7 separate regions of the Homo sapiens genome follow, and regions 1, 2, 4, 5, 6 and 7 are each linked to region 3. Evidence: read pairs that join two places in POLR2A ChIA-PET (ENCODE). Cell type or tissue: CD4-positive, alpha-beta T cell. All regions are shown on one strand.

Region 1 (4,000 bases), 120 kb before region 3:
ACCTCTCAGCAAAGAAAAACCCAGGACCAGAGAACTTCACTGGAAAATTCTGCTGAACACTTAAAGAATTAACATCAATCTTCCTCAAACAGCTATCTTCCAAAGAACTGAAACAGAGGGAACACTTTTCAAACACATTCTAGGAGGCCTGCATTTCTCTGACACCAAAGCCAGACAAAGACACAAGAAAACTACAGACCAATATCCCTGATGCAAAAATCCTCAACAGAACACTAGCAAATGGAATTAAAATGCACATTAAAAGAATTATATACACCATAACCAAGTGGGATTTATACCTGCAATACAGGGATCGTTCAACACACAAAAATCAATCAGTGTAACATATACTACATTAACAAAATGGAGGAAAAAAACACATGATCATCTCAATTGGTATGGAAAAGCATTTGACAACATTCAAGACACTTTCTTGATTAAAAAAAATGTGACGAACTAGAAATAGAAAAAAACTTATTCAACAAAATAAAGGTAATATATGAAAAGCCCATCGGTAATATCACACTTGGCAGCAAACAAATGAAAGCTTTCCCTCTAAGATTAGAAGCAGGGCAAGGAGTCCCACTTTCACCACTACTAGTCAACATAGTGCTGGAAATCCTAACTAGAGCAATTAAACAAGTAAAAAAAGTAAAAGGTACCCAAACCGGAAAAGAAGAAGTAAAATTATCATTATTTGCAGATGAAATAATCTTATATGTAGAAAAACCTAAAGAATCCACCAAAAACTACAAGCAATAAATGATTTCAGCAAAGTTTCAGGATACAAAATCAACACACAAAAATAGTTGTATTTTTGTATACTAACAATGACCAATCCAAAAAAAAAATCAAGAAAACAATGCCATTTACTGTAGTATCAAAAAAGATAAAATACTTAGGAATAAACCTAACTGGGGAGGTGGAAAATTTTTCTACAAAACATTTCTAAAAGAAATCAAAGAAGATACAAATAAATGGAAAGACATCTTGTGCTCATGTATTGGAAGACTTAATAATATTAAAATGTCCACACTACCTAAAGCGATCTACAGATTCAATACAATCCCTACCAAAATTCCCAAGGCATTTTTTACAGAAATAGAAAAAAATCCTCCTCAAATTTACATGGAGTCTGAAGTGACCCTAAACAGCCAAAATAGTCTTAAAAAAAAGGGAACACAGTTGGAGGCCTCATACTTCCTAATTTTAAAACATGCTACATGTCAGGTGCAGCAGCTCGTGTCTGTAATCCCATGACATATTGTGTTCTTGGTAAAAATTGGACTGTTGTGCTGCTAAAAATAATTGGACTGTTAGAATTAAATGTCAATTTTATTATCTTCAAAATAGTGGTAACAGTATTGTGGCCTACAAAAAAAAATTAGTTCATTGTAAGACCACTAAAGAAAAATTGTAAGAAAATTCCTCTTTAAAATCTGCCAAATAATGACATCTTAGTTCTTCTTGACAGTGGAGAGAGGGAAGAGGGAAGAGAAGATGGGGGAATGGGAGAAAAAGAGGAAAAAGATAAGTGAGTTGCAGGTCCCCCGCTAAGTGGAGGGCTGGCTTCCCTACTCAGTGGAGAAACATCAGAGCCCACATGCTCAGTTACCATGGAGACCCCTCTGCTCTGAGATAGTTATGATTTGTCAGATCTCAGAGGGTTTGCACTTTCAAAACTTCCTGTTTTAATGAAAACATACCCTTGATAACACTTTTTCTTTACAAGCATGAAAAACAAAGGAAAAACTACACTTACCTGAATGTAATATATGCCCTTTTCTTGAGCATACATCATTAGAAAACAGTAATCTAGGTTTTGCTTTGTTCTCCATCTGAAATAAACATTTTCAAAAAGTAAGTTAGGAATCAGACTCAAATTTAGTAAAATAAGATTAAATGTATAAATGTCAAATGTCTACATAACATGTCATCTATGTATATGTGTACACACACACACATACACACACACTCACTTAGGACGAAGAGTCAAAGAAAATTCACTTTCCTCTAATGAAGACTTTATCAAAATGTATTCCCAAGAACACTAATTCTCAAGCTGTCCTGAGGAAAAAAATGAGTCTAATATCAAGTAAGTATGTATACATGTTCCCCTTCTAGAAACATATTAATTCATAAGAGGCACAAAAATATCCAACGGTAAAGACATTTATTGGGAAAAAAATTCTTAATACATATTTTTCCAAACTTCCTTGACCACAGACCCTTTTTTCAGTAATATCTTAATGTTTCATCAAATGAGTGCTTCAAAAATTACAATTTTAGGGTCCCTATTCTGGTGCCTAGGACTGTTTGCACGCAGATCAAAGTTCACAAATAGGTACTGAATGCTTTAAAAAATTCATATTTAAATTTACAGTATTAAACCCTGTCAGTGAATTCCTGGTAGCCTACAGAAACACATAAGAGAAGTGGATCTAAAAGCTAGTTTAAGAAAACACAGTAAAATAAAAGCTAATATTAAGTTTTTACATATTCTAAGAAAACTCTACATTATTTCCAAGCGGTCCTGGACTTAATGAGACTTACCTAGAATATTTTACCAAATTCAACTCTAAAATGTTTTCAGCTTCGATAAATAAAAACTACATGTATTAAATATTTACACTCACAAGTGTGGAGGATTTTAAACGGCACATGCTCACCTTACTCTTTCTTTGGAGTCTCCAAATGTCTCCTTTAGGTTTGTCAAGTCAGGATAATAGCTTTCAGGGGGTGATATGACTTCCACCAAGCCAGAACTGATTTCTTTAGAAAATCTATTATGAGAAAGTTAGCTGAGTTACTTAAGTTCTGTGGGATTTTATTTATCTTAAAGCTCAATACACTGTGTTTAACATAAAACACATCAGTAATCATTTGTAGCAACGTATAATGTTATGGCCGCAAGGTGTTAAAAGGAGCAGCTCATCACTGATTTCATTTACAGAAAATACAGTTTTTTCCAATAGCAAAAGTTTTTTTTTAAAGTAATGCTTTAAAAACTATAAAATACTGCTCTTATTAAAGTAGCATAGAAATCCTAAGCCAACTGCAGGCATTAACGTTCCTAAAATGTATCTGAATTAAAAAAAAAAAATCAAGGTCTCACAGAAAATAGAAAATTGAAGAAAAACAAATAAGTATGTATGTGTCTTTAAATACGTATATTTTGCAAAAACCAAAGCTCTTACATCTTCAAGAAGCTTTGCTTGTGGGTTATAGACCACATGTCATTCTCAACCAGTGTTTCTCAACTGGGGGTGATTCTGTCCCTCTGGAAGACATTTAGCAATGTCTGAAGACGTTCTGGTTGCCACAACTGTGATCAGTACTACTGACGCCTAGTGGGTAGACATTAGGGATCCTGCCCCACATTCTACAATGCATACGGCAGCCCCCACAACAAAAAATTATCTGGCCCAAAATGTCCATTGGGCTGAGGTTAAGAACCCTTTCTAAAGTTTTTAATTAGTCTGTACTGACTGAATTGCAATTTCTTTTGCATTTGCATTCTCCCTTGATTCATTTTTGCAAATCTCCACAAAATGCTAGTGCAACTGCCTGCCTTTGCACAAATGTTCTTAATGTTTAACTGTACTTTTTGTCTGAGCTTGGTTTTCTACACACTAAGGAAGATGTAAATCACCAGAATCCTTGCATAAGCCCACAGACTTGCCCCTGAGGTCAGTGGGAAAGGGGACCAATCATTACTGCCCTGTTCCTTAAGAAGTCTATGCCAAATTTTGTTTCTATAAGGACTTCCAAGAAACTCAGCACTTCAGGAAAACCAAACAAATAACAATTTAATCCTGAACTATAATGTTTTTAAATATTCAATTTTAACATTTTGATAGACAAGGAGCCACATTATTTTAAATGTAGGGTTAGCAAATAATTGTTGCTTCTTTTTTGTCTTTTCTTTTTAAGTAGAAGGTATATCTTTTAGGGACAAAAAACAGATACAATTTAATGAAGAAATTCATAGCAAGACTAA
Region 2 (4,000 bases), 120 kb before region 3:
GGATTACAGGCGTGAGCCACTGCGCCCGGCCCATAACGCGCTTTCTTATGCGCTACCGTAAGACTTACTCAAGCACCACCTGTGAAGTGCCTGCATCATCTATCAGTTTTCCAGAAGGCACCGTGTTCAACTCAGAGTTTTTTGCAATAAAGCACTTTATGAAACCGTATGATGCTGTCAGTGGAAACTCCATTCCAAGCCACAGCATCTCCCTTTCCCCTGAGGGGTATGTCTATGACAATCACAAAGTAACCCCTGACTCTACTGCCTTTTGGAAAGCATTCTTTAAGAGTCATGGATGTGATACATTCCCAAACCATGCAAACCTGGAGTCATATCCCAAGGGGATAATTATGACGTCTGGAATAAATTCCTTTGCCACATCACCTCTCATCTTAGTCTTCAACAAAATGTCACAGGTAAAATCTAACCTGTATGAACATTTAAAACTACCATTAACTGAGAACTTTTTAGGCTAATATGTTTTTCCCACTAATACTCTGTAGATGACAATGAACTCACTGAGAGAATTCCACATAATAAGCGTATGTGAAGACTTGAATATAAAGCAACTCCCTCTTTCCTGAGGCATAATTTTTGGGCAAATGTGATTATTTTAAGAATGTTCAGGCTGGGTGTGGTGGCTCACACCTGTAATCCCAGCACTTTGTGAGGCTGAGACAGGTGGATCACTTGAGGTCAGGAGTTTGAAACCAGCCTGGCCAACATGGTGAAACCCTGTCTCCACTAAAAATACAAAAAATTAGCCAGGCCTGGTGCCAAGTGCCTGTAATCCCACCTACTTGGGAGGCTGAGGCAGGAGAATCACTTGAACCCGGGAGGCAGAGGGTGCAGTGAGCTGAGATCACACCATTGCAGTCCAGCCTGGGCTAGAGGGAGACTATGTCTCGAACAAACAAACAAAAACAGCCTGGGCAACAAAGTGAGACCCTGTTTTTACAAAAAGTAAAAAAAAAAAAAATTAGCCAGGCATGGTGGTGCATGTCTGTGGCCCCAGCCGCACAGGAGGCTGAGGTGGGAGGATCATATGACCCAGGTCAAGGATGCAGCGAGCTGTGAACTGTGTTTGCACCACTGCACTCCAGCCTTGGCAAGAGAGGAAGACCCTGTCTCCAAAAAAAAAAAAAAAGCTCACTGACACCAGTGGACCAGTGGCTCAAACCTGTAACACCTGCTCTTTGAAAGGCAGAGGCAGCAGGATCATTTGAGGCCGGGAGTTCAAGACCAGCCTGGGCAACTTAGCAATACTCCCATCTCTACCAAAAAGAAATACAAAAATTAACCCAGTATGGTGGTGCATGCCTTAGTCCCAGCTTCCTGGGAGGCTAAAACAGGAGGATCACTTGAGCCCAGGTGTTTGAGGCTGCCATGAGCTATGACTGTGCCACTGCGCTCCAGCCTGTGTGACAGTCAGACTCTGTCTCTGAAAAACAAAAGAATGTTCATTGAATTTGACTTCGAAAGAACTGAACAATTAGAAACAATCTAAATGACCAACAAGAAGGTTGATTATGATATCTGAATAACAGGACTTCAAGAAGGGATTAAAAATCACACCAATCTGTATTTACTGGCATAGCAAGGTACCTATCAACAGTATGTTAAGTGACAGCAAAAAAGGTTATCAGACAGTACATACAGCATGATCCTCTACTGTAAAAGAGGGCTGTGTGAGAGTGACATCAGCGAGACAGAAACAGGAAACCCAGACACACAAGACACATTCCCCACACGAGACACAGATTTAAAATCTGAGCATTCCACAGCCAGAGGCCCTCTCTTGGGCACAGACCACAGTGAGGAAACACTCAATTCCCGACTTCTCCCTAAGGAGAGAAAGAAGTTGGTGTATACCCAGTGTTTTTGACTTTTTCGAGTGCAGCCAGAGGGAATGATTTCTGTCTCATCTAAATCATAGTGTCAGGAACAGGGCACCAGGTTGGGAGCTAAGAACAAAGGCCATCAGTTGGCACCAGAGGCTGCAGTACCAGAGACAGAAACTAGGTGGAGCTCCAGTACTGCAGCTTACTACAATACCAACAAGGCCACAGTGCTGCAGAGCTCCTGACTAGAAACCAGTCAACTTCAATTAGGAGATTACACCCACAAGCAGAGAGGACATGGCCCCAGAAAAGGCTCAAAGGGCTCCAGAGTCTTTAACTAGGCTGACTGAAGAAAATCCTTCCACTACAAAACCAAACTGCAAAGACTGGGAGAGGTGGCTGATTTTTCAAATGCCAAGATCCCAACAACAAAAAACAAGATATACAAATAAACAAAAATATGGTATATCCAAAGGAACAAGTTAAAACTCCAGAAACCAACCCCAAAGAAATGAAGACATATGAACTGCCCAGTAATTCAAAATAACTGTCATAAGATTGCTCAGTAAATTAAAAGAGAGCAGAGACAGACAACTAAATGAAATTTGGAATATGATGCATGAACAAAATGAGAATATCAATAGAGATAGAAACTATAAAGAGCCAAACAGAAATTCTAAAACTGAAGAATACAAAACCTGAATTGAAAATTTCACTAGAAGGACTAAACAGCAGACCTGAGCAGGCAGAAGAATCAGTGAACTTAAAGATAGGACTTTTGAAATTACTGAGGCACAGGAGCAAAAAGAAAAAAGAATAACAGAAAAATAGCGATACCCTAAGGGACCTATGGACAGCACAAAGTGAAACAACATACACATTATGAGAGTTCTACAAGGAGAAGAGAGCCTATTTGAACTTCCCAAATATGAGGATAGAAATGGACATACAAATTCAAAAAGTTCAAAGAACCCCAACTACAATAAATTGATCTACACCAAGAAGAATCATAATGAAGTTGTCAAAAGTCACAAAGAATCCTGAAAGCCATAAGAGGAAAGTGACCCAACAAATACAAGATAACGTCTATTAGATTATCAGCAGATTTCCCAGAAGAAACTTTATTATAGGCTAGAAGAGGGTGGAATGATATGTTCAAAGTGCTAAAACATACTAAACAAAAACTGGCCAGCCAAGAATATTATATCTGACAAAATTGTAATTCAAAAGTAAAGAAGGCCAGGCGCGGTGGCTCACACCTGTAATCCCAGCACTTTGGGAGACCGAGGCAGGTGGATCACCTGAGGTCAGGAGTTCGCGACCAGCCTGAACAACGCGGTGAAACCCCATCTCTACTAAAAATACAAAAATTAGCTGGGTGTGGTGGTGGGCACCTGTAACCCTAGCTACTCGGGAAGCTGAGGCAGAATGGCGTGAACCCGGAAGGTGGAGCTTACAGTGAGCCGAGATCGCGCCACTGCACTTCAGCCTGGGCGACAGAGCAAGACTCCATCTCAAAAAAAAGGAAAAGAAAAAAAGAATGTTCAGGCTGGGCGCAGCAAGGTGGAGGTTGCAGTGAGCTGGGATTGTGCCACTGCACTCCAGCCTGGGGAACAGAGCAAGACTCCATCTCAAAAAAAAAAGAAAGAAAGAAAGAAAGAAATTAAGACTTTCCCAGATAAACAAAAGCTGAGTGAGTTCATCACCACTAGACCTGCCCTACTGCTGAAGGAACATTTTCAAGTTGAAGTGAAAGGTCAATAAGCAGTAATAAAGCACCATATAAAAATATAAAACTCCCTGGTAAAGGTAAATATACAGATAAATATAGACGTAGTAAGGTAATGCAGGTGCATGAATCACTTTAAAATCTGGTACCCCTTTCAAATCTTTTGATCACATTAAAATCACTTCTTAAAGACTAAAAGCACAAACAATAATTATAAATCTGAGTTAATGTATATGCAATATAAAAAGCGGTCACTGGTGTCATTGGTAAAATAGAGTGCAGGGGAGACAGAGATGTAAAAGAGTAGAGATTTTATTTGTCATTGAAGTAATAAATAGACTGTTATAACTTTAAGATATGTAATTGCAATGGTAACTACAAAATGAGTATCTATTGAATATACACAAAAGGAAATAGAAAGGGAATC
Region 3 (4,000 bases):
GCTGGCCACTCCAAGATGCCTGGGTGCCTGGGCCAGGTTCAGGTTTATTTGAACAGGAGACCCGGAAGGGAGCAGAGGCTCTTTCTCTGCTCTGCAGTTATGAAACATACTTAGGGGAAAATCAAACTCCATGCTAATTTAATAGTTATTAATAATTGATAACACCCATTCCTCGAGGATTGTTTGCACAGTGCTTGGAGGCCTGAGAATTGGTGATAATGAAATTTTAGCATAAGATAAAATTGGGTTAAGGGTTTTTCTGCCTCTGTTTAAAATGTTCCTGTATAAAATATTCATTTTAGGTTATAAACTAATAAACAAATATGTCCCCCATATGCTCCCATGTGTGAAAATCTAACGTGATAATGAAAGTAAAAATAGTAATAAACAAATGATAGGAAAATGATCATTTGCTACACAATGAATAAATTATTAGAGTAATAGATTAACATGAAGAACAGGTACAGGGTGGGAAGGGGAAGGGCTTGGCATCTACGGCCCGCTCTGTGGTTTGTGTGGACATGTGACTCGGTGCCAGCAGCTCTTTCCTTTGTCCTTCCAGCAGGTGTTATTAAGCAGGGATGACTTGACAGTTGCCGGGCTGGTCTCACCAGAACCAGGCAGATGCGCTTCGCCCGCGTTCCTGACTCCCCCTCCTTCCCGTCTCTTCTCTTTTCAAATGACGCCATTTATGCAAGAGGGGGCAAAAGGTGAAATGCAAACCCTTTGAGTTAGCCCTGATAAAATCTCCTCATTTCAAATCCTGCTGGCAAAGCCGCCTGCAGCCTCCCTCCGCGCCCCTCTGGTCGCTTGTTCTTCTACCCAATCCCTAGGGATCATGCCCATCAGGGTTCATCCTAGAGCTCCTGCTCTTCTCTACAGCACATTCTCATAGCCTTGGAAAATGCCTCTACTGACAACTCCCAACTTATATTCCACGCCAAGACCTTCCTCGGAGCCCCAGCCTCACACATGCCCACGCCCCTGCCCCCCGCCCCCCCCCCCCACCCCCGCCCCGAGGTCTTCTTGACATCTCTGCTTGGTGACGTGCAGGCTTCTCAATCTCCCTGCTCCTCCCTCCGCCTCAGTAAATGCTGGCCCAGGCTGCTCGCTTGCTCAAGACACAACCCCAAGAGGCGTCCTTGATGCTTCCTTTTCCCTCACTCCCCATATCCAACCCATCCATGAGTTCTTTCGGTTCCACCTTAAAAATACCCCTAGGGGCCGGGCGCGGTGGCTCACGCCTGTCATCCCAGCACTCTGGGAGGCCGAGGTGGGCGGATCATGAGGTCAGGAGATCGAGACCATCCTGGCTAACACGGTGAAACCCCATCTCTACCAAACACACACACACACACACACACACACACACACACACACACACACACGAAATTAGCCGGGCGTGGTGGTGGGCGCCTGTAGTCCCAGCTACTCAGGAGGCTGAGGCAGGAGAATGATGTGAACCTGGGAGGCGGAGCTTGCAGTGAGCCAGGATCGCGCCACCGCACTCCAGCCTGGGTGACAGAGCAAGACTCCGTCTCAAAAAAAAAAAAAAAAAAATACCCCTGGGGTCTGCCCACTTCCGTCCATCTTCCCGGTCATCACATGGGTCCTGTCACTGTCACCTCTGGCTGAGATTTGTGCAGTAGCCTCCCAGTGGATCTCCCACTGTCACTTTGCCTGCCCAACCAGCAGATAGAGTGATTTAGAAAGAATAAGTAGATCATGTAACGCCACTCCCAACCCCAGTCTGCACAAAGCTTTTCAGTGAGTTCCTGTCGCACTTAGAATAACACCCACGCTTCTTACTGCACAGAGACCCCGACTGAGCCGCCCCACCTGTCTGTGCAGCCCTGTCTTGACCTGTTCTTCCCTCTCCTATGACATTTCTGGCTGGATTGATCTCTAACGATCCCCTAGGACTTTATTTAATACTCTAAGTGAGATCTGGATCAGGCACCTCAGCATTACCTGGAGCTTGTTAGAAATCTCAAGCCCTCTCCAGACCTACTGAATCAGGAATCAGGATTTCAGCAAGATCCCTGGGTGATTCAAATGCAAATTAAGGCTTGAGAAGCTCTGCTGCAGCTCAGAGCACAGCAGGCCCTTTCCACCCCAGGGCCTTTGCACATGCTCCTCTTTCCCCGGTTCCTCATACAGCTTGCTCCTAGGATACCTCTGGAAATGGATGTGATGAACCATGGCTGCTTCTGGGGAGAGAAACAGGGAAGCTGGCATTGGGGATGGGAGGGAGAATTACCTTTTATTGTGTACTCTCATTCATCTTCAAACAAACAAGCCATTTTAACAGCTGTTTTTCAGCCTTCAGTTCTATTTACAGCCACTATGAAAAGTAACCTCCCTTCCTTCCTTGGTGTCACAGTGTCCTTTGTTTCCTCCATGGTGTTCATCGTAATTTGGTGATCGTGATGTTTCTTCGCTGATGTCTCACTTCTGCCATCAGCATGCAGGAAGTGAAGATGTTGTCTTGTTCACCCCCCTGCATCCACCAGCTTTAGATCCATGCTGCACACAGGAAGCTCTGAAATGCTGACAAAATGAGCTTCTCTGAAATCTTACATTCAGATGCTCCTCCCTGCCCCTTCCGTCCCTCCATGCAGTGCACCTACTAATTTGCTCCCACGACTCCTGTTTCATACCCGCGAGGGGCTCGTGTCCTGATGGCTCTGCTCTTATCTTCCAGCCTCCTTGGTTTGCATCTGTTCTGTGCTGCTTTCTTCTCTGGCTTCCACACACAGAGCAGTTGGCCTCACCTCAGTGTAACTGAGAGAAATGAAAGTCATCAGAGGCAACGCGCTCACTTCCCTGCCACAAAGCCCGCAAACCTGTCCACGTTTGCTGCTGTCTTTTTCTCCCTTCCATTTGCTAACGTGCCACTGCTCTCTTACTGAAAGTGCTCTGATCTCACTCCTCCAGTGGTGCTGGTAAACGTTTCACAACTGACTCTCTGGGAATAAAAAGGTCTGATTTGAGGAATTTGCTGGTTTCTGTGGTGTAAATACTCCCATCACAGCCAATTTCAAGCCACCAGTGAGATAACACGACACGCAGAGTTGGAAGAGATGCATAGACGTGAGTAATCACTCACATATAGCATTCTCACCACAGGGACACAATGGATGGACATTATCTCAGGGGAATAGCTATTGGTAGAAGGTAACAAACTAGGAAGAGATGAGTTTTCAGTATTTATTGCTTTGTCTCTATGTAACCTATTTAACTGTAAGTTTTCATCATTTAATTTTTAACACTGGCTGTGTTTGGCGCCTGGCTCAGAAAATTCCTGCAGATTTCACAGTCGGCTCTCCCGCCTGTGGTCGTGCCTTGCAGCCACTTTTCCACCCCTACACATTTCTCAATCACCACAGTCTGGCTTCCGCCCCACATGCCGAGGAACCTCTCCCACCTCCTTGTTGCTGACTTCCCTCTTACCTTCCTGGATCCCCAGGGGTACGGGACTCTGGGACAACCTACTCCTCCAGCTTCCACAGCCCTGCAGAGCCCGGCTTCTGCCTCTCCTCTGTCCATATGCTCCTGCTCTCTGTCCTTCCTCAATTCCTCTCCTTGATCCATCCCTTAGGGTTTCTGGCCTCAGCCCTGCCTCCCTTTGAGCTCTCTCTTGGCAACTTCAGCCGTCTCCCCGCCCAATGAACCTCTTCTCTCTGTGGGTGACACTCCATTCTCTATCCCCAGTCCCCTCCCAGGCTTTGGCCCACAGCAGGCCCTCACGGTGCATCATGACTTCAGTGAACACATGAAGGAACGGGTTGCTGAAACTATCCCTTGTCCCCTTCTCACTGGCCCCCAGTCCATCCTCCACATTTATCCAAAACCCATCTTTCTCAAATGCAAGTCTTAAGCACCACTTTTGAGCCTCTGGGAGACTGCTGCAGTGGCTCAGGGAGGCTGGGCTGGGGCCAGGCTGGGGCCAGGCTGGTGAGAGCAGAGGTGCACAGACCTGGATACATTTGTGGTGGCT
Region 4 (4,000 bases), 53 kb before region 3:
CATAACATCAACATCATTTCTGTGGTATTCTTGCCAAAAATGCATTAGAGTTGTCCCTTGCTATCCATGGGGGATAGGTTCCAGTATCTTTGAGGATACCAAAATCTGCAGATGCTCAAGTCTCTGATATATGACACAGTATTTACATATGACCTACACACAGCCTCTTGTATACTTTAAATCATCTCTAGATTACTTAAAATATCTAATACAATGTAAATGCTAGATAAATAGTTGTTATACTGTGTTTTTTAGGGAATAATGACCAAAAAAAACCAGTTTGTATATGTTCAGTACAGACACAAACACTGTGGACCTAACCACATTTTCCATCTGTGGTTGGCTGAATCTGTGTATACAGAGGGCCGACGGTGCCTCAATCTAACCAGATAAATCATCAGGCAAATTCAAATTAAGGGGCATTCCACAAAAATGTCGAGGACATAAAAGACAAAGAAAGGGCCAGGCATGGTGGCTCACACCTGTAATCCCAGCACTTTGGGAAGCCGAGGCGGGCAGATCACCTGAGGTCAGGAGTTTGAGAACAGCCTGGCCAACATGGTGAAACCCCATCTCTACTAAAAATACAAAATTAGCCAGGCATAGTAGAGGGCACCTGTAATCTCAGCTACCAGGGAGGCCGAGATAGGAGAATCGCTTGAACGTGGGAGGTGGAGGTTACAGTGAACCGAGATCGTGCCACTGCACTGCAGCCTGGGCAACATAGCGAGACTCCATCTCAAAAAAAAAAAAAAAGATGGAGGAAATTTTGCATACTGGAAGAAAGTAGGAGGACATGACAACTAAACGCACCATGGGATCCTAGATTGGACTCTGGCACAGAAGGACATTAGTGGGAACTCTGGTGAAATTCAAATAAGGTTTGTAGATTAGTTAATAATTTTAAATCAAAATTAATCTTTTGGTTTCGAAAATTATACTACTCTGATTATATATAAGTTGTTAATATTGGGGGAGGATAGGTATAAGGGAAATCTGTGTACTATTTTTGTACATTTATTGTAACTCTAAAAGTATTTCATAATAAAGTTTTTAAAAACATTTACTGCTGTTCAACTTACTGTTTAATTTACTGTTTTACTGTTCTGCAGCTCTCTCCTCCCTCCTCTCCTACACTACGGCAAGGATATTCCTCTAACATGTTCTAATGCTAATGCATCCCAGACCACAAACAGTGCCTGGCATGCCGAAGGCACTCAAAAAACACAGGTCGACAATTTTGGTAAGCCAGAATGATGACGGCGTATTCCAAGTCCTAGACTTAGTATTAATTTTCCTTATATCGTATTTGAAAGCAGCTTTGCTTATTCTGTAAAGAAAAACAAATCTAAAAACTTTTATTCACTGTTTATTTACAAATAAGAATCATAGTTTCCAATAAAATGCTTCGTCTGGTGTTTCTGTTATAGCTAACAGGATATGAATCTGATCTTTTCTTGCAGTAAGTGTTTTCTCAGAATATACTGTAGTCTACTGATTCAAAGGTACACATTTTCTCCCATATTTCAACATCTGAAATCAAGGTGACTCTTACACGTGATGGCATGTCAGTTTAATCAGCAGCTGCTTTTCCTGCTTAGCAGTACTTTACAATCATGGTGCATCTAATGGTGTATTAAATTTGATGAAATCTGGTAATGAATAAAGCATTTTCAAAATATTTTTGGAGCTCCACTTCCAACGCAACAGCATAAGCTCTGCTGATCCCCTGTGAAGTGAAACTAGTGAAAATTATTGTTTTAAAAACCTCTTAACAGGACCTGAAAACTGTCTCAAGGACAAATAGCACATGAATAAATGCCTATATGAGAAAATCTATAAAAATTCAGTGAGAAAGCTGAGAGCACAGTATTTGAACCAAGATCATTCCCCCCTCTTTTCTCCCCAACCAGTGAGGTAGAGACCTCACTCCAGACTACAGCAGCCAAGAACACAGGGCTCCCTTTGCTCTCCAGCTCCAAGCTGCAGGATTTCATCCTGGGAGAAGCAGGACTTCAACTTTTCTCCTGCTGCCCCCAAATGCCTGTAGCTAAGGTTAAGTCCCAGGCAAGTGCAATTGAGATGTGGGGGCTCTCTTACTCTACCCAACCCCTGCTGATGGAATGCAGGCTCTACATTGGGTGCATGCAGTGTGCTGAGAATATTAGGGCCCTGACAGCCCTTCCTGGGCTTGTAAGGCAGTGGTTCCACCCCTGGAATAGCACAGCCACAAGAACCTCAACCTCTTGGCCCCTCCACTTAGTGCTCAGCCCCTAGAGTGGGGCTGCCACTCAGAGAAAAACCTGTCATTATCCTCAGTCCCACCTCAAGACTCAGAAATCCTGCCTGGTACCATAAAACAGTTCCTGATCTCTTCCCAAAGAAGGGGCTTCATTTGCAACAGCGCCTGGAGAATTTTGGGCTTGTGGTGAGAGAATGGGGAGAATTGTGGATCTAGTGAAGATACGGCCTAGAGTGTGGGAGCTAGCTTGCAGGAGAGAACCTGCAAAAGAGGTGGAAAGGAGTCCTCCTGGGGTCAGAAAAATATCGGACACTGACCTTAGAAACTATTTCTTCAAAGGAATCACAATTTTATCATAGAATACATTATAGGTGGAAAAGAAAAAAAAGGAACCACCATTTAGTTTGTAGCAGAATTTATGCCCCAGGGCATTGGTGTAAACAATAAAACAATCAGCTGGTAATTAGTGTAGGAGTCTTAGAAAGAGTAAAGGGGTATCCCAGGGTGAGTGTGGGCAAACCAAGAGCTGAAGCTGCGGCCAGCCACTAAACAAATAAACCAGCAAATAACAACAGGTGAAGGGGACCTTAGTACCCCAGGTTGCTAAAATACATTTCTCTAAAATGTCCAGTTTCCAATAAAAAAATTATGAGATGTGCAAAGAAACAGAAAAATACAACCAATACACCAAACGGGGAAAAAAAACCAAGCAGGTAACAGAAACTGCCTGTGAGTACAACTAGATGAACTAGATGTTGGATTTATTTATTTATTTTTATTTTTTAAGATGGAGTCTAGCTCTGTCACCCAGACTGGAGTACAGTGGGGGCGATCTCGGCTCACTGCAACCTCCGCCTCCTGGGTTCAAGCAATTCTCCTTGCCTCAGCCTCCCCAGTAGCTGGGATTACAGGTGCCCACCACCACGCCCAGCTAATTTTTTATTTTTAGTAGAGATGGGATTTTGCCATATTGGCTAGGCTGGTCTCGAACTCCTGACCTCAGGCGATCCACCTGCCTCAGCCTCCCAAAGTGCTGGGATTACAGGCATGAGCCACCATGCCCAGCCAGGATTTATTTTTAAAAGGATTTCAAATCAGCCATTATAAATAAACTCACAGAACTAAAAGAAAATTTAATTGAAGAAGTAAAAGAAGGTATGACAAAGTGGCATCAAATATAAACTATTAATAAGAAGAGAGAAATTTTAAGAAAGAACGAAATGGAAATTCTGGAGTTGAAAAGTACAATAGAAGTAAAAATTCACTAGAGGACCTTGTGATGGTTAATTTTATGTGTCAATCTCACGGGGCTAAGGAATGCCCAGACAGCTGATAAAACATTATTTCTGGATATGTCTGTGAAGGTATTTCTAGATGAGATTAGTATTTGAATCTGTAGACTGAGGAAAGAACATGACCCTCACCAATGTGGGTGGGTATCGTCCAATCTACTAAGAGCCTGAGTAGATCAAAAAGGTGGAGGAAGGGCAACTTTGTTTCTGGTCTGAGCTAGGATATCCCACCCTCAGACATCAGCCCAGCTGGTCCTCGGGCCTTTGAACTTGAACTGGGACTTTCACCATTGGCTCCCTTATCCTCAGGCCTTTGGACTGAGACTGAATTACACCACCAGCTTTCCTGGTTCTCCAGCTTGCAGGCGGCAGATTCTAGGACCTCTCAGCCTCCATAATCACATGTGCCAGTTCCTATAATAAATCTTGTGTGTGCGTGCACATGTGTTTGAGTGTGTGTGTGTGT
Region 5 (4,000 bases), 60 kb after region 3:
CAGAGAGTCTTCCTTAAAGGTCACAAACAGGATGTGTACATTTAAAAATAAGCATACAGAATCTGTAATATTTACCCTTGTCTAGAGGAACAATGTATAAACATTTGGTTAAAAAGAAAATCTCACTGCCTAGGACTCATGAGAATAGACAAGATCAGCTGCTTTGCAAGTGCAGTAAGAATGATCACGGTGCCTGTGACAATAATACCCCTGACCACTCCTCTTTATAGAATAAAGCCCAATACCCTGAAGGCTCTGAAGGATGCACAGCAGGACCTCCTCCCTGTGGGCCGCCCTGCGTCTGTCCTGCTTGGGCAGATGTCTTGGGCTCAGGCCCACTGTGGCCCCTGGTTAGGGGACCTTGGCATGGAGCTTAACTTCCCTGACCTGTGCCCCAGGTACAAGCTCTCCCTAACTAGGGAACTCAACTCCTCTGGCCTCAGAACTCTCACTTCTGTTTCCACTGTTGCTCTGAGAGATCTTGGGGTCCAGAAAGACCCTCATCTTCATGACCAAGGAGAATTGTGTCTGTTGTTGATCAGTGATGTAACTACGTGAGGTGGTTTGGGGCCCATGGGGAGGAGGTGAGGGCTGGGAAGCTGGCTTCATGGGAGGGCTGGCAGCATCCAGAACATTCAGCTCTGCATGGCTTGCTTCCAGTCACCCAATTTTTCCTAAAATCTGTGATTCTGGATGATTCTGAAAGCAGAGGATTTAAAAGTCTAGCATGTGTCTCTCTGTTGCAGGGAAGGCAGCTCAAAGGACCCAAAGGAAACAGCTGGGGTCAGAAGCTTTTCATGGGCGGCCCTGAGTGACAGGTGCTTTAGGATGTGTGTCCTCAAAAAGAGGGGCTCAGCCGCTGAGGAGTGGGCTGGGGGCAGTGCATGCAGGAAGGACCACTGGACAGGAAGCAGGGGGGCCTGGCTGTTCGAGGGGTGAAAAGAAGCCGCTGGTCCTGCTGGGAAGGAGAGGTGCTGATCTACCCAATCTCATCTCATCCCCCCAAAACCCTCTGAGCCAAAACCCTCTCAGGACACAGATTCTAAGAGGTGATAAGCCTGCCTGAGGCCTCCCTCCGGAGCTGTGGGGCATGTATTTGTTCATTTGCCACCAGATCTGTGTTCCCTCCCCATCTTCCCTTCCCGCATCACCAAGGAGCAAAATGACTCATTGGCCTTGCCAGTTTATCACACTCTACCTGGCATGTCCTGCTTCATAGCAGGACAACTAGAATATGACCAGTTAGACATCATTTTATCTTAAAAACCACCAGGTAAACTTTCATCAGTTGTTATCACACTTGGTGATAAAATTTGAAAAATTATTCCATATATTTCCTGAAAAACTTATTCTATCAGGAAATGTCACCTTGGTTATAACATCAAATACTTGGTACTAAAGACTCTTTTTTCCACAATAATCTTAAAGTTTTCTGTCTATGTGGGCCTGTGTGTAAGCCTGTGGGTCAGTGTAAGGTATAAACAGTCTGCAGCCCATACTTTTGGGGCTTAAGGCACTATTACATCAAATACCACATATTCTACAAGCCCATTTTAAAGGGTGTGTTGTTTTTCCCTCTTAATCAACCAATTATGCATAAAAACTTTCAGGCCTCAAAATGCAATCATTGTGTCTTCAAAACGATGAAGACACTAAAGATTACCTTTCTGTTTTTAAGTCTTAAAAGCCCAAATTTTGGTTTCCTATGAAGCTGGTAGATTGTCCATATTACCCAATAATTGATAAAATCTCAGAACTTTTTTTTTTTAAATAAAGGACCAACCACAGGAGGTGGTTGTGCTGTGAGAGATAAAGTCAGGCTGGCCCAGCCGAGCCAGCTGTGGAATTTGTGCCTCATAGTGTCACATGGGTTTGGAGATAGGCTTGCTCTTCAATGGATGGGTTAGAAACTACCTCTCCTCTTACTGCCCGTCCTGGCTAAAGGCAGAGAACTGGGATGCTGTGAGAGTCAGAGACCTGTGGGATGGGAGGAGGGGGAGTCCATCTATGATGAGGAAAGAGGCAGCTCATGACAGACCTCTTCCTACTGCATAGCTCAGAAATACACTAAGTCACATCTGCTCCTGAGAGGGGGACGCTGAAACTGCACACAGGAGTATTTGGAGGTGTTAAAAGGGGTACAGGGTTGGCTCGGTGAAGTCTATGAAATAGGCCACCCCATCCTCCTCATCCTTTCTCCCTTCTGCTCGAGGCTGGAGAGCAGGCCTGGGTAGCCCACTGTCCTCAGACCCTGCTCCTGGAATGAGCAGGGACAGCTTCGCCCCAGAGCAGAATTCTGGAGAGAATAATTCTCTAGCCGGCTTCATGTCAGTCCCCACCCCACACACTCAGCCACACCACAGTCCTTTTGCCTTTTTCATCAGTGACGTTCGGGGAACTCACAACTACACACAAAAATTTGGTGTGGCAGGGTGTATAGGTGTCCACACTGAAGTGGCTTCTGAACACAATTCAGAGAAGCACAGAATCTGCAAGGCAGTGAGTCGCAACGAAGCTCCCCCTTCACTGTGAATGGCCCCTCGAGCAGGCCAGAGGTGACAGGGGAAGGTGTGTGGCTATAAAAAATAAACTCTGGCCTTTATTTGTTTTTCAAATGTCAGCATAACAGATAACTCCAACTCTATCCATCCTCCACAGTCAGGCTTGTCTACATGGGAAGGATGACCACCTATTTTTAACATTTATGTGCAAGTACAGTGTATGGGCATTAAGTGTTCTTACCACAATAACATAAAGAATTTAAAATGTGGCAGCATCGCGAGCTATGTTGTTTATGCACGAGAAAGAGCTCGTGCTCTTTTCCGAGTTCCTCGGGGCCCCCCTCTTGGATTCTAATGGAGAAGGTGGTGTTTGGGACTGGTTCCTCCACCCTGCTGAGGTCATCAGTTCCTCTCTTGCTTGTCAACCTTTCCCTGCTGCCCTGTTTGCCAGCAATACAGCACATTACTACCCCTAGGCCAACACCACCTCAAGGTCACAAACTCAGGCACCGGAGACCATCAGAGCCTCAACTATCACATGCTCACTACTTCCCCCTCCCACCGGCCAAATGTCATGGCAACGGAAAACAGATACAACGTGTTTCCCTACTTCTAATGGGGTTCTGGGTCTGGTCATCTGCTCAGACAGGAAAGTCAAGGGACAGGGTTGATTCTGGGTTGATTCTATCAACCTATCACCCTCATTAAAAAAAGTCACCAAAACCACGTCTCCTAACCAGACCTGAATTTCTACTCAAAGAATGAAAATAAACACAGCTCAAGGGCTGATTGTAGGCTCCAGTGACCCAGTTGGCCACACCATGCACAGCCTGGAGATCTTAGGGGCACACACAGGGGATCTCAGAGCTCCAGCACCCTCCAGGGCAGGTGTGGATGAAGACATGCAGTGGTACAGGCCGCACTTGCCTTTATGGTGGTACCAGGACCCACGTCGTGCAGCAGAGACATCTCTGGGGGGCTCCTGGGCAGCCCGTCGTCCTCAGAGCTCATGCCGGCATCCTCTCCCCGCTTGGCAGGAAGCCCCCCTGGAGGAGGTGGTGGCCCCATTTTCACATTACACTGTATTTTTAACTAGATTGGAATAAAGAACATGTGCTCTTATTTTCATCAATGATATTTATCAACAAATCCTCCTGCTCTAATTCATTCATGCTGGAAATGCCTTCAGTATCTTGGTGTGGTGCAGAGAACTGAACTGAACGTGCATCTGCCACCAGCTCTTCCACTGCCATCTCTTCTTTGTTCATCTAAGAATGAGTCGAGATCCCACTGCAGCTCATTTGGTGTGTCCTGGGGGAGCTGTCATGTACATGTGATTCTACTTTACAGCATATCAAATAAACCAAGCAGAAATCATTTAAAAACTTCTTGATGGATATTTGACTTGCACACCAGGCGACATGACCAAGGAAACATTTACCTGCAGAGCTTTAATCCGATCACACACATTTTCTTGGGAAAACACCCGCACAGGCCGA
Region 6 (4,000 bases), 78 kb before region 3:
AGGCTGATGGTAAAGTGAGCCATGCTCACACCACTGCACTCCAGCCTGGGCATCAGAGCAAGCTCTGTCTCAAAAAAAAAAAAGATTATAATAGAGCTGAAAAATTCCTATCGCCTAGTGACACTGTAGCCATTGTAACAGCATAACACAATGCATGACTCACATGGATGTGGTGATGTTGGTGTAAATAAACCTACTGCACTGCCAGTCATGTAACAGTCTAGCACATACAATTATGTACAGTACACACTTGATAATGACAATCAACTGTTACTGGTTTATGTATTTACTATACTATGCTTTTTATTGTTCTTTTAGAGTATACTCCTTCTGCTCATAGGAAAAAAAGTTACCTGGAAAACAGCCTCAGGTCCTTCAGAAGGTATCCTAGAAGGAGGCACTGTTCTCATGGGAGATGACAGCTTCATGTGTGTTACCGCCCCTGAAGGCCTTCCAGTGGGACAAGATGCGGAGGTGGAAGACTAGGAAACTGATGATCCTGACCCTCTGCAGGCCTAGGCTAATGTGTATGTCTCTTCCTTTTTAACAACAATGTTTAAAAAGTAAAAAAATAATAAATTTTAAATAGAAAAAGCTTATAGAATATGAATATAAAAAACAAAATATTTTATGTGGTTATACAATGTGTTTGTGTTTTAAACTTAGTGTTATTACAAAGGAGTCAGTTGAAATTTTTTTAAGTTAAAAAGTTACAATAAGCTAAGATTAATTATTAACATTTTTTGAGACAGGGTCTCGTTTTGTCACCCAGGCTAGAGTGCAGTGGCCTGATCAAGGCTCACCACAGCCTCAACCTTCTTGGCTCAAGTGATCATCTCACCTCAGCCTCCAGAGTAGCTGAAGTACAGGTACATGCCACTACACTCAGCTAATTTTTGTGGTTTTTTTCTTTTTTTGTAGAGACAGGGTCTCACTATATTGCCCAGGCTGGTCTTGAACTCCTGGGCTCAAGTGATCCTCCCGCCTCAGCCTCCCAAAGTGCTAGGATTCCATATGTGAGCCACTACCCCTAGCCAGGTTAATTTATTTTTGAAGAAAGAATAATATTTTTATAAACTGAGTATATCCTTAGTTCAGTATTTGTGAAGGCTATGGCAGTCTACAGTGGTGTACAGTAATGTCTTAGACCTTCACATTCACTCCCCACTCACTCACTGACTCATCCAGAGCAACTTCTACTCCTGCAAGCTCCATTCATGGTAAGTGCTCTCTACAGGTATACTGTTTCGCCTTTTATACGGTATTTTTACTTTATCTTTTCTATGTTTAAATATATTTAGATACACAAATACTTACCATTGTGTTATAATTGCCTATGGAATTCAGTACAGTAACATGCTATATAGGTTTGTAGCCTAGGAGCAGTACGTAGGTGTGTAGTGGGCTGTACCATCTAGGTTTGTGTAAGTATACCCTATGATGTTCACACAACAAAACCACCTAACGATGCATTTCTCAGAACACATCCCCATCATTTAGTGACACATGACTGTACTTGGAGAAATAATAGCTAGAATTTCCCAAATTTGGTAAAACACATAAACCTACATAAAGATTCAAGAAGCTGAGCAAAACCCAAACAGGATAAACCTGAAGAAACCCATGAAAAGAAACACCACAATTGAACGTTAGAAAACTAGAGACAAAGAAGAAATCTTGAAATCAACCAGAGGGAAAACACACATGACCTACTGGGGAAAAGATTTTGAATTACAGCAAATTTCTCATCAGAAACCATGGAGATCAGAAGGAAATGGCACATTTTTTAAGCACTAAAAGAAAAGAAAAAGAACTGTCAATCTCAAATACCATCTCTGGCAAAACTATCTGTAAGGAATAAAGGGAAAATCAAGATATTCTTATAAAAAAGAAAACTGATGGAATTTGCCATCAGCAAACCTATCTGAAAAGAATGGCTAAAGGAAGTTCTTAAAAAAGAAAGGAAATGATAAAGGAAGGAATCTTGCAACATCAAAAGGGAAAAACTGAAAAAGAGAAAAAAATGCAAGGAGACATTCCTTTTCTCGAGTTTTCTAAATTATGTTTGATGGTTGAGGCAAAAAGGTAACATTGTCTGATGTGGTTCTCAATGTAAAAGAAATATTTAAAACAATTATAAACAGGCTAGGCAACAAAGCGAGACCCCATTTCTATAGACAAATTAAAGAATTAGCTGGGTGTGGTTGCACGCATCTGTGGTCCCACATACTTGCGGGGGCTCAGGTGGGAAAATTGCTTGAGCCTTAGAGGTTAAGGCTGTAGTGAGCTGTGACAGAGTGAGAGCTTCTCTCAAAAAAAAAAAAAAAAAGATCAACTGGGGAGGGCAAAGGACTTTAAAGGAAATAGTTTCATACTTCACTCAAACTGATAAAACGTCAACCCCTGTAGACCACGGTAAGTTATATATGTACACTGAAATACCTAGAGCAACCACTCAAATATCTATACAAAGGAATACACTCAAAAACACTACAGATGCATCAAAATGGAATTTTGAAAACTGTTTCAGGAACACACAAGAAGTCAGGAAAAAAAATTAAAACACTGAAGGAACAAACTACAAAGAAAAATAAAATGGTAGACTTGATTAAGCCTAACGTAACAATAATCACATTAAATGTAAATGGTCTAGAGCTCTTGTTCTCTCGATTCATCCTCCACCCTAGCCCCAGCTCCAGCCTGGCCCCAGCCCCAGCCCCAGCCACCCACCCACCATGGTGAAGGCAGAGCTGGCCCAGCAGGCTAAGCACTGTGACAACATGGCCACCTACACGAAGGCCATGACCAAGTGGGGCACCCAGCTGTCCAGCAAGGAGCGCAATCTGCTCTCAGTGGCCTACAAGTATGGGGTCAGGGACTACAGGTCCACCTGGAAGGACATTTTGGGCACTGAGCAGGAAACTGACACCTCCGACATGAAGCTGCTACTGATTAAGTACCATAGGGAGAAAGTGGAGTCTGAGCTGAGATCCACCTGTCCCATGGTCTTGGAATTTTTGGATACACCATGGTCTTGGAATTTTGGGATAAGTATTATATTCAATAGCCAATGCAACTAATCCAGAGAGAACCGTCTTCTATCTGAAAGTAAAGGGGGATTACTTCCAGTATCTTGCTGAAGTTGCATGTGGTAATGATCAAAAACAGAAGGTAGGTCAGGTACAGTGGCTCATGCCTATAATCCTAGCACTTTGGGAGGCCGAGGTGGGTGAATCACCTGAGGTCAGGAGTTCGAGGCCAGCCTGGCCAACATGGCAAAACCCCACATCTACCAAAAATACAAAAATTAGCTGGGTGTGGTGGTGCATACCTGTAATCCCAGCTACTCAGGAGGCTAAGGTAGGAGAATCACTTGAACCCAGAAGGCGGAGGTTGAGTGAGCTGAGATAGCACCACTGTACTCCAGCCTGGGTGACAGAGCGAGACTCCATCTCAAAATAAAAACAAAACAAAACAAACAAACAAAAAACACAGATGGTAGATAATTCCCAGGAGCTTACCAAGACACATTTGACAATTTGATAAGCAAGAGAGAGATGCAACCCCCCCCTTCCGATCTGCCTGGGGCTGGCTCTTAACTTTTCTATATTTTACTGTGAGATCCTTAACAACCCTGAGCTCACCTGCCCACTGGCTAAAATGGCTTTTTTTTTTTTTTTTTTTTTTGAGACAGAGTCTTGCTCTGTCTCCTAGGCTGGAGTGCTGTAGTGCAATCTCAGCTCACTGCAACCTCCGCCTCCTGGGTTCAAGTGATTCTTGTGCCTCAGCCTCCCGCGTAGCTGGACTACATGTGCTCACCATCATGCCAGGCTAATTTTTTGTATTTTTAGTAGAGACGAGGTTTCACCATGCTGGCCTGCCTGGTCTCTAAATCCTGGCCTCAAGTGATCCACCCGCCTTTGCCTCCCAAAGTGCTGGGATTACAGGCCTGAGCCACCGCACCCAGCCCTAAAACAGCCTTTGATGAAGCCACTGCAGA
Region 7 (4,000 bases), 51 kb after region 3:
CATTAATTTAAAAAACCAGCAGGTCAGGCATGGTGGCTCATGTCTGTAATCCCAGCACTTTGGGAGGCTGAGGCGGGCAGATCACTTGAGGTCAGGAGCTCGAGACCAGCCTGGCCAACATGGTGAAACCTCGTCTCTACCAAAAATATAAAAAAATTAGCCGGGTGTAGTATCGTGTGTGCCTGTAATCCCAGCTACTTGGGAGGCTGAGGCAGGAGAATCACTTGAACCCGGCAGGTGGAGGTTGCAGTGAGCCAAGATCGTACCACTGCATTCCAGCCTGGGCAACAGAGTGAGACGGAGTCTCAAAAACAAACAACAACAAAAACAACAAAAAACCCAGCAATGAAAGATTCTTTAGCTCTGCTGCAAATACACATTTTCAACAGATTTCTCATTTCATCTGAAACACTATAAGAAGTGACAAATGTCAAAGACAGAGAAAGGTCATCTACTTTGTCTCTGCTCATTTCAAAAGACAGCTGCTTTCAAATATTCTTACGTTCTGCCTCAATGTTAACCCAATCTCCCTTTCAGGACAGCAAGTAAATGCTGACCCTCTTGAGAGACTTACGTTTTATACAGACTTGTGATTCCAATATATGGAATACTTTCCATGTTGCAGCTGAGCCACGTGAACCTGATTATGAAGCAGGAGGAAATTCTTTCTTGGAGGAAAAGGTCAGAAGGACCCTAATAGAGGAGTATGTTTCATTTATAGCCAAGAAATAGCTTAGGCCCTGAAAGAACCTGCATCAAAATGAGTACACATGTCCTGGGATTTGGACTTTGCTGAGTTTCTTAGGTCAAAAGTGGGAGAAGAATTTGAGGGATTCGCTGAGAGTCCTATCAAAATCAGTTTTTACGTTTCTCTTTATCTCATGTTTACACACTGACTTCTCTGTACTTATGCAAAATCCTGGTATTTATTTTCCCTTTTCTACTCTTTATTCCTTATTTTATCTCTCTCTTTTTAAAACAGACAGGGTCTCACTCTGTCACCCAGGCTGGAGTGCATGGCACCATCATAGTTCACTGCAGCCTTGAACTCCTGGGCTCAAGCAATCCTATTTCAGCCTCGCAAGTAGCTGGGACTACAGGCCCTCATTACCACGCCTGGCCAGTTTTAAAATTGTTTGTAGAACGACGTCTCACTATGTTGCCCAGGTTGGTGTTGAACTCCTGGGCTTATCAGCAGGCCTTGGCCTCCCAAAGTGCTGGGATTACAGGCATGAGCTACCGAGGTCGGCCTATTCCTTACTCTAGATTAGGGGTGTCCAATCTTTTGGCTTCCCTGGGCCACACTGGAAGAATTGCCTTGGGCCACACATAAAATACACTAAACTAAGGACAGCTGATGAGCTTAAAAAAAAATTCGCAAAAAGTCTCAATGTTTTAAGAAAGTTTACGAATTCATGTTGGGCCACATTCAAAGCCGCCCCGGGCCCAGGCCGCGAGTTGGACAAGCTTGCTCTAGATCAGACATGATGTTAGTGGGAATTCTGACTCCTTCCAATTCCCCTGCAACAAAGTTTGTACCAGGAGCATTTGGCGAGTGTCCAGCAAGATGTGCCCGTGGATGTGGATCTCCCCAGGCCCTGCCCTTCCCGCACCCTCGGCGGGCTCTTACCAGCTCCCCTGCGCAGCGGCCTTTTCTCCGCCGTCCTGGGCTCCTTCCTGGGTTCCCGCTCTCCCGGGCCGGCGTCGGGGGGCGCGGGCTGGTGCGGGAGCGTGAAGCTCTGCAGAAGCGGCTTCCGGGGCAGGGGCGGCTTGGAGCTGAGCGGCTCGGGGGGCCGGGCCTTCCCCTTTCCTTGGTCGCTGGGGGCCCTGGTGCCTCGAAGGGCGGGGGCCGTCCCGAGGGGACACTTCTCCTCCTTCGGGAGCACGGTCAGCGACCTTTCTAACCGGACCTCGGCACTGTACCTCTTCACACCCTTCACCTCCTGAGAGGCGCCATCCCTGTATTTGAGCGAGAGGGAGGTGGACCGGAGCTTGACGGGGAAGGGGTTTCTGTCCTCACTCGGGGCCGGCTCCTGGGCGGCTGGGCAGGGCTCTCTCGTGCCGGGCGCGGCGGCCGCCTCCTGAGGGCTCTTGCGCGGCCCGGCCGGGCTGGCCGCCCTGTCCCCCGAGTCCTGAGGGCCGCGCTCCGCCAGCTTCCGAGGGCCAGGTTTCGCGTGCTGGGGCTCGGGGAGACCCTGGAGGTCGTCAAGAGCCGCCTCGCTCCTCCAGACCGGGCCGCTCCTCGCGAGGGGCAGGCGGCCGCTGGCCCGTTCCAGCGGGCGGGAGACGCCCGGACGAGGCCGCGCTCGGCACGAGGACACCGAGAACTTCTTCGCGCCTCGCAGCTCGGCACCGCCCCTCTCCGCCTTCCGCTCTGGCGCCGCCCTCTCGGCGCCCGCCGGTGGCGCCTCGGCTCGCTCGGCCTTGGGGCGCTCCGGGGCGGCGGCCTCTGCGTCGAGGGAACCGGGGCCGGGCTCCACCGGGGGAGACTCCGCAGCGGCAAGCGGCGGGGACGCGGCGGGGCCCTCGCTGGCGGCCGCGGGCCGGTGTTTCAGGCAGCTCTTGGGCGCCGGCGGGCTCGGGGCGGGCGCCGTGGAGGGCTCGGTCCCAATTCTCTCGGGCTCGGTCCCCGCTCCTCTCTCGGGCTCCGTCTCCGCTTCTCTCTCGGGCTCAGGCGCCGGCCCTGGGGGCCCCTTCTCCTCATCCGGGAGCACGGGCGGCGTCGGCTCCGCTTCCTTCGGGACACTGCGTTCTGGCCCGTCGCGAGCAGAGGGCGCCTCTGAGGTGGCGGCGGGGTCAGTCTCGGGGGGAGTCGTGTCCCCCTCAGGGATGGCGGTGGGAAACGGGCTCGCGACGTCTTCGGGAGCACAGACCACCTCCTCCGCCTTGTCCGTGGCCGGGGCACACGGGCCTGCGGGGGGCGCCTCCCCATCCTGCTTTCCGCCGTCGGGACCGGGATTCGGGGGGCCCTCCGGCGGGGACGGGGGCTCCACGCGGAGAGTGGGGGCCGACTCGGGCTCGGCGAGCTCCGGGGTGGCCGGGCGGCTTGAGGGGTCCTCCCCGGGGACGCCCCCCTCCTCCACGCTGGCCGTGAGCGCGGAGGAGTGCTGCAGGCGGGCGCGTCTGGCACGGGCCCCTCCGGGTGGCGGCAAGGGCGCCGGTGGCCCAGGCTCAGGGCCTCTGTCTGGCGCCACGTCCTGCTGCCCAGAGCTGGGGCGCTCTTCTGGGCTGACTTCCAAAAGTGGCTTCTCCTCGTTTTCCTCCTCCTCTGGGGTGCACGTCAGGTCGCTCAGGGATTCAGACTGAGCGCGCTGAGAGAAATAAAGATAAAAAGCATCGTCGCTATAGCCAATTCCAGGAAGCCTGTCACCTCCCCACTTTTTTCAAGGCTTATAATGGTTTAGTGATAGCAGCACTATAAAGCTGGCACTTAAGTAGGCATGTACCCACGGGTGTCTTTTCTCAGTCTGTATCCTACTGGTCTACTTGGGCTCACAAGTTTATCAGGACAATGGCAGATATGCCTCCAAAGTAAATGTCTACAGCTCCTCTGGCAGAGCCTCAAAACCAGTGGACTAGAGTAACGCCAAGGGAAGGCGACCAACAGCAGCCAGTGTCTGCTATGCTCTGTGCTCCCACACTTGTTATTTCATTTAATCTTCCATTCATCCCAGTGAGGAAGGGATGATGAGTCCCTTTTTGCACTTGAGAGCCAGGAACTCAGAGAGGCCAATACCTTGTTCAAGCCTGGGCAAGCAGGTGGCCGAGCTGAACAGCTGGGACTCTATGGCTCTGTGTTCCTCCCAGCCAGTCTCCCATGTCAACACTTCAGGAATGTACCCTCATAGTAAAGCCAGACTGGTTTTCCTAAAAGATGGCTCATATCATGCCAATAGCTAACCATGGCTTATAGGATAAAACCAAAATTTTCAGCTAAATTTAAAGTCCTAGATTCTCTGGTCTTAAGCCGTTTCTTCCACTCCCTACTCAGGTCAAACCA

Evidence for each region. Peaks named below come from ENCODE experiments on the same cell type or tissue, not always from the same donor. Only the 100,000 strongest peaks of a DNase experiment are listed, where the experiment ranks them.
Region 1: POLR2A ChIA-PET joins it to region 3 with 24 read pairs; 9 of 35 experiments call an interaction of 5 or more read pairs at or near these places.
Region 2: POLR2A ChIA-PET joins it to region 3 with 36 read pairs; 8 of 35 experiments call an interaction of 5 or more read pairs at or near these places.
Region 4: POLR2A ChIA-PET joins it to region 3 with 18 read pairs; 12 of 35 experiments call an interaction of 5 or more read pairs at or near these places.
Region 5: POLR2A ChIA-PET joins it to region 3 with 10 read pairs; 7 of 35 experiments call an interaction of 5 or more read pairs at or near these places.
Region 6: POLR2A ChIA-PET joins it to region 3 with 20 read pairs; 9 of 35 experiments call an interaction of 5 or more read pairs at or near these places.
Region 7: POLR2A ChIA-PET joins it to region 3 with 46 read pairs; 8 of 35 experiments call an interaction of 5 or more read pairs at or near these places.

Annotation. Positions count from the first base shown.
Region 1 is chr2:98,653,683-98,657,682 of GRCh38, forward strand. It overlaps MGAT4A (alpha-1,3-mannosyl-glycoprotein 4-beta-N-acetylglucosaminyltransferase A), which reads right to left. Exons shown (of 16, transcript NM_012214.3): 7 at 2,670-2,783; 8 at 1,763-1,838. Among named protein-coding and RNA genes, the nearest start is that of UNC50, 47 kb to the left of the region's middle. In CD4-positive, alpha-beta T cell, no CTCF peak of the experiment used is centred here; DNase peaks (open chromatin) are centred at 1,609 and 3,269; H3K27ac peaks cover 3,638 bases.
Region 2 is chr2:98,647,588-98,651,587 of GRCh38, forward strand. All of the region lies in intron 8 of MGAT4A (alpha-1,3-mannosyl-glycoprotein 4-beta-N-acetylglucosaminyltransferase A), which reads right to left. Among named protein-coding and RNA genes, the nearest start is that of UNC50, 41 kb to the left of the region's middle. In CD4-positive, alpha-beta T cell, a CTCF peak has its summit at 2,004; a DNase peak (open chromatin) is centred at 2,054.
Region 3 is chr2:98,769,359-98,773,358 of GRCh38, forward strand. LINC02611 (long intergenic non-protein coding RNA 2611) reads right to left here and starts at 2,540. Exons shown (of 4, transcript NR_126337.1): 1 at 2,261-2,540. RefSeq lists enhancers at 881-1,381, 1,382-1,882. In CD4-positive, alpha-beta T cell, no CTCF peak of the experiment used is centred here; DNase peaks (open chromatin) are centred at 643, 1,083, 1,713 and 2,493; H3K4me3 peaks cover 3,419 bases; H3K27ac peaks cover 3,935 bases.
Region 4 is chr2:98,716,638-98,720,637 of GRCh38, forward strand. All of the region lies in intron 2 of MGAT4A (alpha-1,3-mannosyl-glycoprotein 4-beta-N-acetylglucosaminyltransferase A), which reads right to left. Among named protein-coding and RNA genes, the nearest start is that of MGAT4A, 12 kb to the right of the region's middle. In CD4-positive, alpha-beta T cell, no CTCF peak of the experiment used is centred here; no DNase peak of the experiment used is centred here; H3K27ac peaks cover 1,503 bases.
Region 5 is chr2:98,828,920-98,832,919 of GRCh38, forward strand. It overlaps CRACDL (CRACD like), which reads right to left. Exons shown (of 10, transcript NM_207362.3): 4 at 3,943-4,000; 5 at 3,429-3,593. Among named protein-coding and RNA genes, the nearest start is that of LINC02611, 59 kb to the left of the region's middle. In CD4-positive, alpha-beta T cell, no CTCF peak of the experiment used is centred here; no DNase peak of the experiment used is centred here; H3K27ac peaks cover 258 bases.
Region 6 is chr2:98,691,368-98,695,367 of GRCh38, forward strand. All of the region lies in intron 2 of MGAT4A (alpha-1,3-mannosyl-glycoprotein 4-beta-N-acetylglucosaminyltransferase A), which reads right to left. It also overlaps the pseudogene YWHAQP5. Among named protein-coding and RNA genes, the nearest start is that of MGAT4A, 38 kb to the right of the region's middle. In CD4-positive, alpha-beta T cell, no CTCF peak of the experiment used is centred here; no DNase peak of the experiment used is centred here; H3K27ac peaks cover 994 bases.
Region 7 is chr2:98,820,227-98,824,226 of GRCh38, forward strand. CRACDL (CRACD like) reads right to left here. Exons shown (of 10, transcript NM_207362.3): 7 at 1,631-3,311. Among named protein-coding and RNA genes, the nearest start is that of LINC02611, 50 kb to the left of the region's middle. In CD4-positive, alpha-beta T cell, CTCF peaks have their summits at 2,808 and 3,018; DNase peaks (open chromatin) are centred at 2,405 and 3,035; H3K4me3 peaks cover 506 bases.